4 separate regions of the Homo sapiens genome follow, and all the other regions are linked to region 4. The links are chromatin contacts, found by Hi-C or POLR2A ChIA-PET in ENCODE. All regions are on one chromosome and are shown on one strand. Each heading gives the region's core, a stretch centred on a gene start or an enhancer-like site at or near the end of the contact. The rest is flanking DNA. Distances are from core to core; before and after follow the strand shown. Region 1 holds the start of NIPA2 (NIPA magnesium transporter 2). Region 2 holds the start of NIPA1 (NIPA magnesium transporter 1). Region 3 overlaps CYFIP1 (cytoplasmic FMR1 interacting protein 1). Region 4 holds the start of TUBGCP5 (tubulin gamma complex component 5).

What was found. A loop is a pair of places that touch in the nucleus more often than their neighbours do. ChIA-PET counts read pairs that join two places held with the same protein, here RNA polymerase II (POLR2A). Pooled maps may share reads with other maps.
Region 1: a map of PC-9 shows a loop between it and region 4 (31-fold over the local background). The contact joins the promoter of NIPA2 here to the promoter of TUBGCP5 in region 4. A Hi-C loop is called at or near these places in 21 of 168 maps with a recorded cell type or tissue (B cell, CD14-positive monocyte, CD4-positive, alpha-beta memory T cell and 13 more), 13 of 37 single-sample maps with no recorded cell type and 33 of 50 pooled maps. POLR2A ChIA-PET finds 5 or more read pairs at or near these places in 18 of 52 experiments (A549, A673, BJ and 14 more).
Region 2: a loop to region 4 is called in a map of CD8-positive, alpha-beta T cell, with 12 times the contacts of the local background. The contact joins the promoter of NIPA1 here to the promoter of TUBGCP5 in region 4. A Hi-C loop is called at or near these places in 8 of 168 maps with a recorded cell type or tissue (B cell, CD8-positive, alpha-beta T cell, HepG2 and 4 more), 9 of 37 single-sample maps with no recorded cell type and 21 of 50 pooled maps. POLR2A ChIA-PET finds 5 or more read pairs at or near these places in 9 of 52 experiments (A673, AG04450, CD4-positive, alpha-beta T cell and 5 more).
Region 3: a loop to region 4 is called in a map of Caco-2, with 4 times the contacts of the local background. The contact joins the enhancer-like site here to the promoter of TUBGCP5 in region 4. A Hi-C loop is called at or near these places in 1 of 168 maps with a recorded cell type or tissue (Caco-2) and 1 of 50 pooled maps. POLR2A ChIA-PET finds 5 or more read pairs at or near these places in 3 of 52 experiments (A549, Caco-2 and WTC11).

The regions. Positions count from the first base shown.
Region 1 is chr15:22,837,339-22,840,038 of GRCh38, reverse strand. NIPA2 (NIPA magnesium transporter 2) reads right to left here and starts at 1,373. Exons shown (of 8, transcript NM_030922.7): 1 at 1,118-1,373; 2 at 249-384. RefSeq lists an enhancer at 1,247-1,476.
Region 2 is chr15:22,785,232-22,787,931 of GRCh38, reverse strand. NIPA1 (NIPA magnesium transporter 1) reads right to left here and starts at 1,288. Exons shown (of 5, transcript NM_144599.5): 1 at 1,098-1,288. The coding sequence starts at 1,275. RefSeq lists an enhancer at 241-350 and silencers at 701-830, 841-990, 1,061-1,420, 1,383-1,616.
Region 3 is chr15:22,894,299-22,896,998 of GRCh38, reverse strand. All of the region lies in intron 22 of CYFIP1 (cytoplasmic FMR1 interacting protein 1), which reads left to right. Among named protein-coding and RNA genes, the nearest start is that of NIPA2, 57 kb to the right of the region's middle. RefSeq lists enhancers at 1,138-1,247, 1,438-1,527. Within about 2 kb of position 1,363, at least 4 of the 41 ENCODE cell types and tissues checked have a DNase peak (open chromatin) inside an H3K27ac peak, as active enhancers do.
Region 4 is chr15:23,038,291-23,040,990 of GRCh38, reverse strand. It overlaps TUBGCP5 (tubulin gamma complex component 5), which reads left to right and starts at 1,422. Exons shown (of 23, transcript NM_052903.6): 1 at 1,422-1,593. The coding sequence starts at 1,448.

The DNA of each region.
Region 1 (2,700 bases), core at 124-2,623, 200 kb after region 4:
TGAGGTGGGAGGAGCACTTGAGCCCGGGAGGCGGAAGTTGCAGTGAGCCCAGATTGCACCGTCTAGCCTGGGGACAGAGCAAGACCTTGGCTCAGAAAAATTAAATACATGTTAGATTTAATTTTTTCCAACCTCTCACTTGGCTAATAATTTTTCAAAGCAGTACTGTACTTATAAATATTACAGAACCTAAATCTCCAACCCTAACTATGCAACAATATTAGTTATAAATTACAATTTTAACTTACATGTAAGTTTAATATGGTCTCTCTTATGAAAAAAAGGCTGGGAGAGGTTAGAGATGACTTATTCACTCTCATTTCCTCGTAAATACCACCCTTTATTCTCATTTAAAGTCTTAAACCCTGGCCGAGTAGCTCCAGCCTAGAAAGAAGAAAACACAGAAGTAGGCAAAAGACTTAAAGTTACTAAGTACGTTTTATAATTTGGTTACTAGCCTTCATACTCATTTTGCCAACCAATCAACATAAAACCTACTCAATCGAGCACAACTACTGCTTCGACAGGCAGCTTACTGGAATGGAAACTCTCGACTCTGATATTTCCTCTTACTAAAAAAAGTATTAACCGGGCACATGGCTATACACAGGATTTCTAGAAACAGAACTTAACATGCAGTCCTGTATTAAATGAACTAACAACCTAGAAAAGAAATTAAGGAGGCACAAACACCAAACTAAACACACAGTTTTGAGCAATTGTATAGAGAGGGAAATAGGATTCCGTGATTTTATAAAAGGAAATTAAAACAGTCAGGCTCAAAACGTCACAGCAGACTTCTAAGGCTTGTTTAACTGTCAGTTATGATCCCCGCAGCAGCTGAAGCCACCTTCTAAAACTCACCAAGACAAATGAAATTATTTTAATGAACTTAATGAACATGCGTCCCCGACATGGCCAACGAGCCAGGCTTCCGTGGGACTGAACGGCAATCCGATTCACGGTGGGTTTCCTCACTGAGGATTACAGGAAAACCGCTTCAGAACACCCGGAAAGGAAAGTTGCCCGAAGAACCCTTCTCCGACACAAGGCGGGCTGGCTCGCCACCAAGTCAGCCCCTTCGCGCTTGCCTGAAAGGAAGGAGTGGCGACCTCACCCTAGTCGGCCGGCCGGCCGCGCGGCTTCCCCTCGCCGGCGCAGCCTTGGGCACCGCGGCTCACACCCCCACACAGGCCGCCCAGTCCTGCGCTCGCACGGCCACCGCCTTCGTCGCCGTCCAGTGGGAGATGCGAGCATTCGGGGCTGAAGCCGTTCGCACCGCCTCCTCCATGGAGAAGCGCCGAGGAAAACCTGCCAAGGACAACCTCCGGCACCGCCGTCACCACCGCTGCCGGGACCTAGGGCCGGCGCCGGAAAACCTAGGCGCGGCTAAATGACGCAAGAGGCCTCGCGCGCACGCGCAGTGCCGCACCACGTACACCCCGCCCCCGGGGCTCTCTCCCGCCGGGTTCCGGTTCCTTTACAAGGCCCCAGTCGGCTGAGCGCGGAGGGCGGGGCGCGTAGAGTGTGGGGACGGGGGCGGGGCGCAGGATCCAGGCGGGACCTGGCGAGGGACGAAGCTGGAAGCGTAGTTAAGCAGTACAGTATGCTGCCAGGTGGCGTTGGCCGATCAGTTCAAAATCAAACTCCGGCGTGGCCCTTATTTAAAACGAGGATTCCGGGCCCGGCGCTGTGGCTCACGCCTGTAATCCCAGCACTTTGGGAGACCAAGGCGGGCGGATCCCGAGGTCAGCAGATCGAGACCATCCTGGCTAACACGGTGAAACCCCGCCCCTACTAAAAATACAAAAAATTAGCCGGGCGTGGTGGCGGGTGCTTGTAGTCCCAGCTACTCGGGACACTGAGGCAGGAGAAGGGCGCGAACCCGGGAGGCGGAGCTTGCAGTGATCGGAGATCCCGCCACTGCACTCCAGCCTGGGCGACAGAGCGAGACTCCGTCTCAAAAAAAAATAGAATAAATGAGGGTTCCGGCCGGGCGCGGTGGCTCACACCTGTAATCACAGCACTTTGGGAGGCCGAGGCGGGCAGATCACGAGGTCAGGAGTTCGAGACCAACGTGACCAACATGGGGAAACCGCATCTCTACTAAAAATACAAAAATTAGCTGGACGTGTTGGTGCGCGCCAGTAATCTCAGCTACTCCAGAGGCTGAGGCAGGGGAATCGCTTGAACTCGGGAGGCGGAGGTTGCAGTGAGCCGAGATCAGCCACTGCACTCCACCTGGGCGACAGAGCGAGACTCCTTCTCAAAAATAAATAAATAAATAAAATAAAATGAGGGTTCCCAGGGGCAGTCACAGTGTGAAGCTGCATTTAATTGGTGTCCCCGGGCGATGCCAAAGGGGAACAGAGCTCCCAAGAGGGCAAGAAGCGGGGGAAAGGGTGGGTCCAAAGCTGGGGGCGGGACGGGGCGGGGCCGAAATAGCTGTGGTAGTTCGACGACCGCTGGGCCCTTCCTTACTGACCCGGTCGCGGAATAGATGTGAGGTTGACGTTTGGTGAAAGCCCGCCTCGAGACACTGAGAGCAGATTGATTGAATGATTGATTTTGAGACAGAGTCTCGCTCTGTCGCCAGACTGGAGTGCAGTGGCACGATCTCGGCTCACTGCAAACTCCGCCTCCCCGGTTCAAGCGATTCTCCTGCCTCAGCCTCCCGAATAGCTGGGACTGTAGGCGCGC
Region 2 (2,700 bases), core at 39-2,538, 250 kb after region 4:
ACTTTAAAGCTAAATTCCTTAAATTATCCATGATTTTATATTTTCATTCGAGACTGTCGGGCCCTTTATCTCTTCTCTGAAGCCAACGCCTGGCTCACTCAGAGAAAGTTTCACCTGCATTCCGCCATGTAAATTACGAGTTCACTTTCTCTCACAACCCAAGAGTCGGGGGCCACATCCTTCCCAGAGAGCTCTTAATATTCTTCTTCTAAGAGTATGGCCAAGAACCACAAGACTTTCTCAGTCCCTCTGGAAGCAATGGAAACGGACTGTTTCACAGCCTGCCATATCCTGCATTGGCAAACCGGTCCCGTCCGGGGCCTCCCAGCACAAACGACACTGACAGAGAGCTCTACCCCGCAGAGCACTACGGAGTGCGGTGCTGCGGCACATCCACCTGGGAAGTGGCCTTGGCCCGTCCAGGGCTTGGTTTTGGATCTGCCGCGCGTGTTCTCCAAACTGAAGATCACTTGTATTCATTTGGTGCAGGTCTAAGGCGCAGCGGGCTCCGTAAGAGCACCCCAGGAACGCACAGCCCTGAGAGCCCGCCCGGGTCTTCCTTTTGCACCAGCGAGGCCCCTGCGGGGGACTGGAAATCCCAGGTCTTGCTCTACCGAGCGTACCCTAGGAGCGGGCCGCGCATCGGCTGAAGCGGCGCTTCCAGGCGGGCGCTGGGCTCGAGCACCCCAGCACCGCGTCCGCAGGAGGCTCCCGGCCGCGGGTTGCGGGCCACGGCGAGGGCTGCCGGGCGGCGCGGGGCAGGTCTTGGACCGAGGGAAAAAGTCAGCCGGGGAAGCCCGCACACCAAAGCAAGCCGCTCCAGCCGCTGAGAACGGAGAAAAGCCGTGGCGTCGGCGAAGCGCCGGACGCTCAGGACGCACCTGTGATTCCTGGGCCGCTCCCGGGCCCGAGCGCCAGGACGCGGCGGCAGCCTGGGCACGCCGCGGGGAGCACCCGCCCGCGCAGCCTTCCCCCAACCTGGGCCCGGGCCCCGACCCCGTCCCCTGCCCCGACCCGGGCGCCCCCACCTGCGACCGCCTTCTCCGCCGCCCGCCTCCCCCACCCGCCCGCCGCCTGCCGCCTGCCGCCCGCCCTACCTCGCCGCTTGGCACGCACGATGCCCTTCTTCTGTAGCACGAACGTGGACCCGTTCACCAGGCTCGACACGACGGCCACGCCCAGGCCGAGCGACACGGCGGCGGGGCTCGGGCTACGCGCCCCCTCCCCGGCCGCCGCCGCCGCCGCCGCCGCCGCTGCCGCAGCTGCAGTCCCCATTCCGCCCGCGCCCGCCCTCCGAGCCTGCGCCTGCGCGCCGCGCCCCGCGGGGCGGGATGGGGGGTGACCGGGAGGCGCGGGCGGGGGAGGGGAGGGGGACGGGTGGGGGAGGAGCAGGAAGAGGGGCGGGGGCGGGACGGGGGTGCCAGGGACCGGCGCCTTAGGCTGCGGGGACAGCAGTGGCGCCGGACGCGGCGGCAGTGAGGGGCCGGTGAGGCGCTGGGTGGGGCGGGGGTTCCCGGATTTCGCAAATGGAAATGCAGGACTCCTGGTTAAGTTTCCAGCGCGGAGAAACACGCATACTTTCTGAGTGGTGTCCTCTGCAATATCCGGGCAGCGGAGCGCGGCAGGACGCACCGGCGGGCAGCGGTCCCCGAAGAGCCTCCAGCGGAGGCCGGCCCAACTCACCGGAGCGCGAAGCCCGGCGCGCCGCTGCAGAGATCGAAGGAGAGCCCTGGCGCTGGGCGTTTCTCTTCCGCCCTTGGCGCTAGAGTCAGCTACATGGGGCTCTGGGCTTGTGATCCCATAGTCTAGTTTCCTCGTTTTAATAAACTACAACAAGCCGGGCGCGGTGGCTCACGCCTGTAATCCCAGCACTTCGGGAGGCCGAGGCGGGTGGATCACAAGGTCAGGAGATCGAGACCATCCTGGCTAACACAGTGAAACCCCGTCTCTACTAAAAATACAAAAAATTAGCTGGGCGTCGTGGCGGAGGCCTGTAGTCCCAGCTACTCGGGAGGCTGAGCCAGGAGAAGGGTGTGAACCCGGGAGGCAGAGCTTGCAGTGAGCGGAGATCACACAACTGCACTCGAGCCTGGGCGACAGAGCGAGACTCCGTCTCAAAAAAAAAAAAAAAAAGAAACAACAACAAAATTACAAGCTTGAAAAATAGGAAAAAGTTATTTTATTTTTTTTGGAAAAAAATATTTTTTAAAGTGACTCAATTCCACAACCCTCACCTAATTATTAGTATTTTAGGTGTTTTCCCATAATGTATACATACTTTTACATGTTTCCAATTACAATATACGAAATTTCCTTTTTATTTAATATATATCAGTTTCTGTATCGGTACATAAATATGATTATTCTAATGACAGTATAATAATTTGTCTAACCATTCAGCCATTGTTGGGTGTTAGGTAGCTACCAGGTTGGTTTGTTTTTTTGAGACAGAGTCTCGCTCTGTCGCCCAGGCTGGAGTGCAATGGCGCGATCTCGGCTCACTGCAACCTTCCGCCTCCCGGATTCAAGCGATTCTCGGCCTCAGCCTCCGAGTATCTAGAATTACAGGCGTCCGCCACCACGCCCGGGTTAATTTTTGTATTTTGAGTAGAGACGCGGTTTCACCATCTTGGCAAGGCTGGTCTTGAACTCCTGACCTCAGGTGATCCGTCCGCTCTACCTCCCAAAGTGCTGGGATTA
Region 3 (2,700 bases), core at 114-2,613, 140 kb after region 4:
TCAGGTTCAGGTGATCCACCTGCCTCGGCCTCCCAAAGTGCTGGGATTACAGCCGTGAGCCACCTCGCCCGGCCAACACTCTTTAAAAGACAGTAACAAAGTCAAGACATGCAACATGGCACTGAAATGCCCAGTGCCCAATCAAGAATTACTAGATATGCCAAGAACCAGGAAAATGTGACCCATAGCCCAGAGAAAAATCACTCTGTACAAAACAGACGCAGAAATGACAGAGATGATGGAATTCGCAGACAAGGATGTTAAGGCAGCGACTATGCATGTGCTCAAGGATTCAGGGAAAACAATGCAGAGATAAATGGGTGTTATATAAATAATCCAGTGAATTAAAGCTGAAATGCAGTATCTAGAATGAAAAATTACTTGTTGGGCCGAATATCAGAGTAGACTTTGCGGGAGTTGAGTGAGTTTGAGATTATAACAGTGGAAACTAGCTGAACTGAAGCACCAAAAGAAAAAAATGATGAAAAAAACGAGAAGGGCCTCAGCAAACTGAGACAAACATCAGCGATTCTAATATGCCTGTGATTGGAATCCTAGTAAGAGGTTGTCGGGGGGCAGAAAAGATTTCAAAATTAATGCCCTTGAATTTCCCAGATTTGATGAAAACGATAAACCCACAGATACAAGAAGCTCAATAAACCTCAAGCAGGATCGACACAAAGGAAAAGAGCCACTGTTGGGCCTAGCACTGACCAGGTCAAAATAAGGCTGGAGCTGAACCTCAGTGTACCCGAGGCAACGTGCAGTGGGGGCTTAGGATATTGGTGCTGAAACTTAGTTTTCCTCTTAGGGGATTGCAGTGACATTGTCAAACTGCAGAGTCTGAGGGCACAGTCCTCCACAAGACTGCCTTTGCTGCAGACACCAGCCACACATTTGGGGTCCCTGGGGCCACCCTCACTTCTAACCAGCAGGTTACAGTTCAGGATCCACCCTCCCCAGCTCTTCAGGTGACACATTCGCAGTACTCACTGGGCGTGCCCTAATACGATTATAGTCAATTGGAGGAAAGGATGCTTGTTGGAAGGATGTGCAGGGCAAAGTCTGGGAGGTTTCCATGTGCAAAGCTTTCCCTGTCCTCAGGGACGCATCACCCTCCGAGCTCTGAGGTGGGACGCTCCTCAGGGTACTGCCAGCCAGGGGCGCTCACTTGGGCTGTGGTGTTCAGTTTTTATTGGGGCTTCGTTGCATGGGCACAGTTGACTGAATCACTGGCCACGTAGCTGAGCTCAGCCTCCAGCCCTTCACCTCCCAGGAAGTCAGCTGAGTTCACCAGGCACACAGCCCCAGGCCTCTAACCCCATGCTGTCTTTCTGGTGTGGCCAGCCCCATGTTGAGTCATCTTGCTAGCATAAAGTCAGGTGTGGCCCCGTGATACCAGTCATTCCTGTCACTCAGAAATGAGGGTGTAGAGACTGCCTCCTAGAACTGGGCCAGAGGCCACCAAATCCTACCCAGGAGTCAATCAGTATCTAAACTTGATAAATCAAGAAGAAGTTGTAGAAATGTATTATTTAGAAATATAGAGGCCGAGCGTAGTGGCTCACACCTGTAATACCGGCACTTTGGGAGGCCAAGGCAGGCAGATTGTTTGAGCCCAGGAGTTCGAGACCAGCCTGGCCAACGTGGCAAGACCCTGTCTCTACAAAAAATACAAAAATTAAGGCCAAGCACAATGGCTTACGCCTGTAATCCCAGCACTTTGGGAGGCCGAGGCAGACAGATCACGAGGTCAGGAGATCGAGACCATCCTGGCTAACACAGTGAAACCCCATCTCTACTAAAAATACAAAAAGTTAGCTGGGCTTGGTGGCGGGCGCCTGTAGTCCCAGCTACTTGGGAGGCTGAGGCAGGAGAATGGCCTGAACCTGGGAGGCGGAGCTTACAGTGAGCCAAGATCACGCCACTGCACTCCAGCCTGGGCGACAGAGCAAGACTCTGTCTAAAAAAAAAAAAAAAAATTAGCCAGGCATGGTGACCTGTAGTCCCAGATACTCATGAGGCTGAGGTGGGAGGATGACTTGAGTCCAGGAGGTTGAGGCTGCAGTTAGTCAAGATCACACCACTGCACTCCAGTGTGGGTGACAAAAAAAAAAAAAATATATATATATATAAAATATATAATATATACATATAGACTATAAATGTATATATATAATTATATAGAATAAATACATGTATTATGTTATGTATCATATATATGTATTTTGATTAAAATTTTAAATAATATTATAAAGAGTAATTGCATTACTTCAACAGTTCTGTATCTGAGTTATATCATAGACAAAATAAATTAAGGCCTGCTTTCTAAATTTAACCATCATTTTAAACATTCTAAGCAGGGAAAACATTGTGTTCTAAGCAGACATAGTAGTAAAGCCTCCTCTAGGCCGGGCGTGGTGGCTCATGCCTGTAATCCCAGCACTTCGGGAGGCCAAGGTGGGCGGATCACTTGAAGTCAGGAGTTCAAGACCAGCCTGACCAAAATGGAGAAACCCTGTCTCTACTAAAAATACAAAATTAGCCAAGCGTTGGTGGCACATGCCTGTAATCCCAGCTACTCGGGAGGCTGAGGCAGGAGAATCGTTTGAATCCGGAAGGCGGAGGTTGTGGTGAGCCAAGATCACACCACAGCACTCCAGCCTGGGCATCAAGAGCAAAACTCCATCTCAGAAAAAA
Region 4 (2,700 bases), core at 173-2,672:
CCCCCCAGCACCTCCGGCCAGCTGGGGTTATGATGGCCCCACAACACCTCTGGCCAGGTGGGGTTATGATGTCCCCCCAGCATCTCTGGCCAGGTCAGATTATGATACCCCCCAGCACCTCTGGCCAGGTGAGGTTATGATGTCCCCCCAGCACCCCTGGTCAGGTGGGGTTATGAAATCCCCCCCAGCACCTCTGGCCAGGTGACATTTATGAAGTCACCCCCAGCACCTCTGGCCAGGTGGGGTTACGAAGTTCCCCCCGCCCCCCAGCACCTCCGGCCAGGTGGGGTTATGATGGCCCCACAGCACCTCTGGCCAGGTGGGGTTATGATGGCCCCCCAGCATCTCTGGCCAGGTGGGATTATGATACCCCCTAGCACCTCTGGCCAGGTGAGGTTATGATGTCCCCCCAGCACCTCTGGCCAGGTGGGGTTATGAAGTTCCCCCCGCCCCCCGGCACCTCCGGCCAGCTGGGGTTATGATGTCCCCCCAGAATCTCTGGCCAGGTGGGATTATGATATCCCCCTAGCACCTCTGGCCAGGTGAGGTTAAGATGTCCCCCCAGCACCTCTGGCCAGGTTGGGTTATGATGGCCCCACAGCACCTCTGGCCAGGTGGGATTATGATACCCCCTAGCACCTCTGAGCAGGTGAGGTTATGATGTCCCCCCAGCACCTCTGTCCAGGTGTGGTTATGAAGTCCTCCCGGCACCTCTGGCTAGGTGTGGTTATGAAGTCCCCCCAGCACCTCTGGCTAGGTGGGGTTATGAAATCTCCCCCACCACCTCTGGCCAGGTGACATTTATGAAGTTCCCCCCCTCAGCACCTCTGGCCAGGTGGGGTCATGAAGTCCCCCAAGCCGCCCCTGAGGAACAGGCGAGGCAAGGGCCAGCAGGCACTACTAGCGGGTCGGGACAGCTGCTTCGCTGATGCTGGTTGTGTAGCATGGATGTGTGTAGCGTGACTGTGTTGTGTGGATGGGGCACGGAAATCCGCAGAGACCATCACTGGAGGGAGAAGCTGCAGGGCCGGGAGGGTTCAGCAGGTAAGCAGTTCAGGGTTCCTGGAAAGGCGGGTCCCAATGCATTTGCTGACCGGGCACCTAACGGGCTGCTCTCAAAATCACTGACTGTCACCGAGGCCGGCCAGAGACCCTTATGTATCTGATTCACGATGACACCAGCTAACTCTGAGTACAGTAGAAAACGTACCGTCGGGCAACCAGAAAATGCGCACTCCAGTCCCCACCACGGGACAGCGCCAGGCAGTACCCTCCACAGCCGGAGCTCGAACTGTCGCGAGAATAGCGGTCGGCTTGGAAGTCGCCCGGCGCGGGAGCGCGAACTCTCGCGAGAATGCCGCCAGCTCCGGAGGCGACTGCGGCAGGAGCCCGAGCTCTCGCGCGACAGGCACCAATTCGTTAGACGCGCGCTGCAGGAGCGCGGAACATGGCGCGGCACGGGCCACCGTGGAGTCGGTTGGACGCGCAGCAGGAGCGCGACGTGCGGGAGCTCGTCCGGGGTGTCGCCGGCCTCCAGGACGAGGCAGACCCCAACTTCCAGCTCGCCCTAAACTTCGCCTGGTCCAACTTCAGGTGTGGGGCACGGCGCGCGGGCGGGTTCCCGGCCACAGCCCGGAGCCCGCGCGTGGGTCCCGCACAGCCCGGGGTCGGGGCGCGCTGGGGCAGGGCATGGGGCGGAGGCGGGCGCGGCCTCAGGGAGCCTTCGCAGGCCCTGCCACCGCCTGCTCCCCGCCGGCCAGCGCTCTCGGCGCGGTGCCCTGCGCACCACAGGGCGTGTTACCCGGGACGCGTCCTGATCGTCACGGGGAAAGCGTGAACTGGGTTTCTTGCCGGCCGGCGCGCGCGCCTGCAACCCCAGCGCTCTGGGAGGCCCAGGCGGGACTCCAGGCCAGCTTGGGCAACGTAGCAACTCCATGTTTATAATTTTTTTTTTTTTTAAATTAAAGAGATTGTATTCTCACTGACTCCTGCTCCCTGGTCAGCCCAGTGTAAGATCTCTCACCCTGCTCTCCTTTTTCCAAAACGCGTGTCATGACACTGATTTAACCTGTCATTACTGTCTCCTCCACTTCCACTCCAGCTAGAATGCTGCATCTCTGCACAGCTCCTGGCACGTAGCACGCTGAGTCACCTAATACAATTTCTAATGCAGTTTCTCTTGTAACTAATTTTTAAAGACTTACAGAATTTAGATATTTACGTAAAGTGAGATCTCCTATTTTTCTTTATGGGAGATGTAAATTAATACTTTTAGAGTCATTACCCATAATGAAATTATTACTAAAAAAATGTTAATGTTAATATTCTACCTGTTTAATTTCAGTAAAAATCTTCTTGAATAATGAACAGTTTTTCAAAATCCGTAATCTTAGTTACCTTAATGATCATAGCCATAAAGTGTCTAGTTGGCTTATAATAGGAATACGGGGCTTTCAGATTCTTTTAAACCATGCCAAGTTTCTGAAGTAATAAACTGAATTCTTAAGTGTAACTTATAAAAATAAACAATGTGTGAAATAGGTTATACAATACAGAAACTTAAATGCTGAAATCCAAGTTATTTTTCTACTAATATTTCTAAATGACAGTAGGCAGATTGTCATCATTTTAGAGCTGGGAGAGACGTTGGAGGTTACTATTTTCATTCACAGATTTCAGGAACTAAATTATAATAGGTAA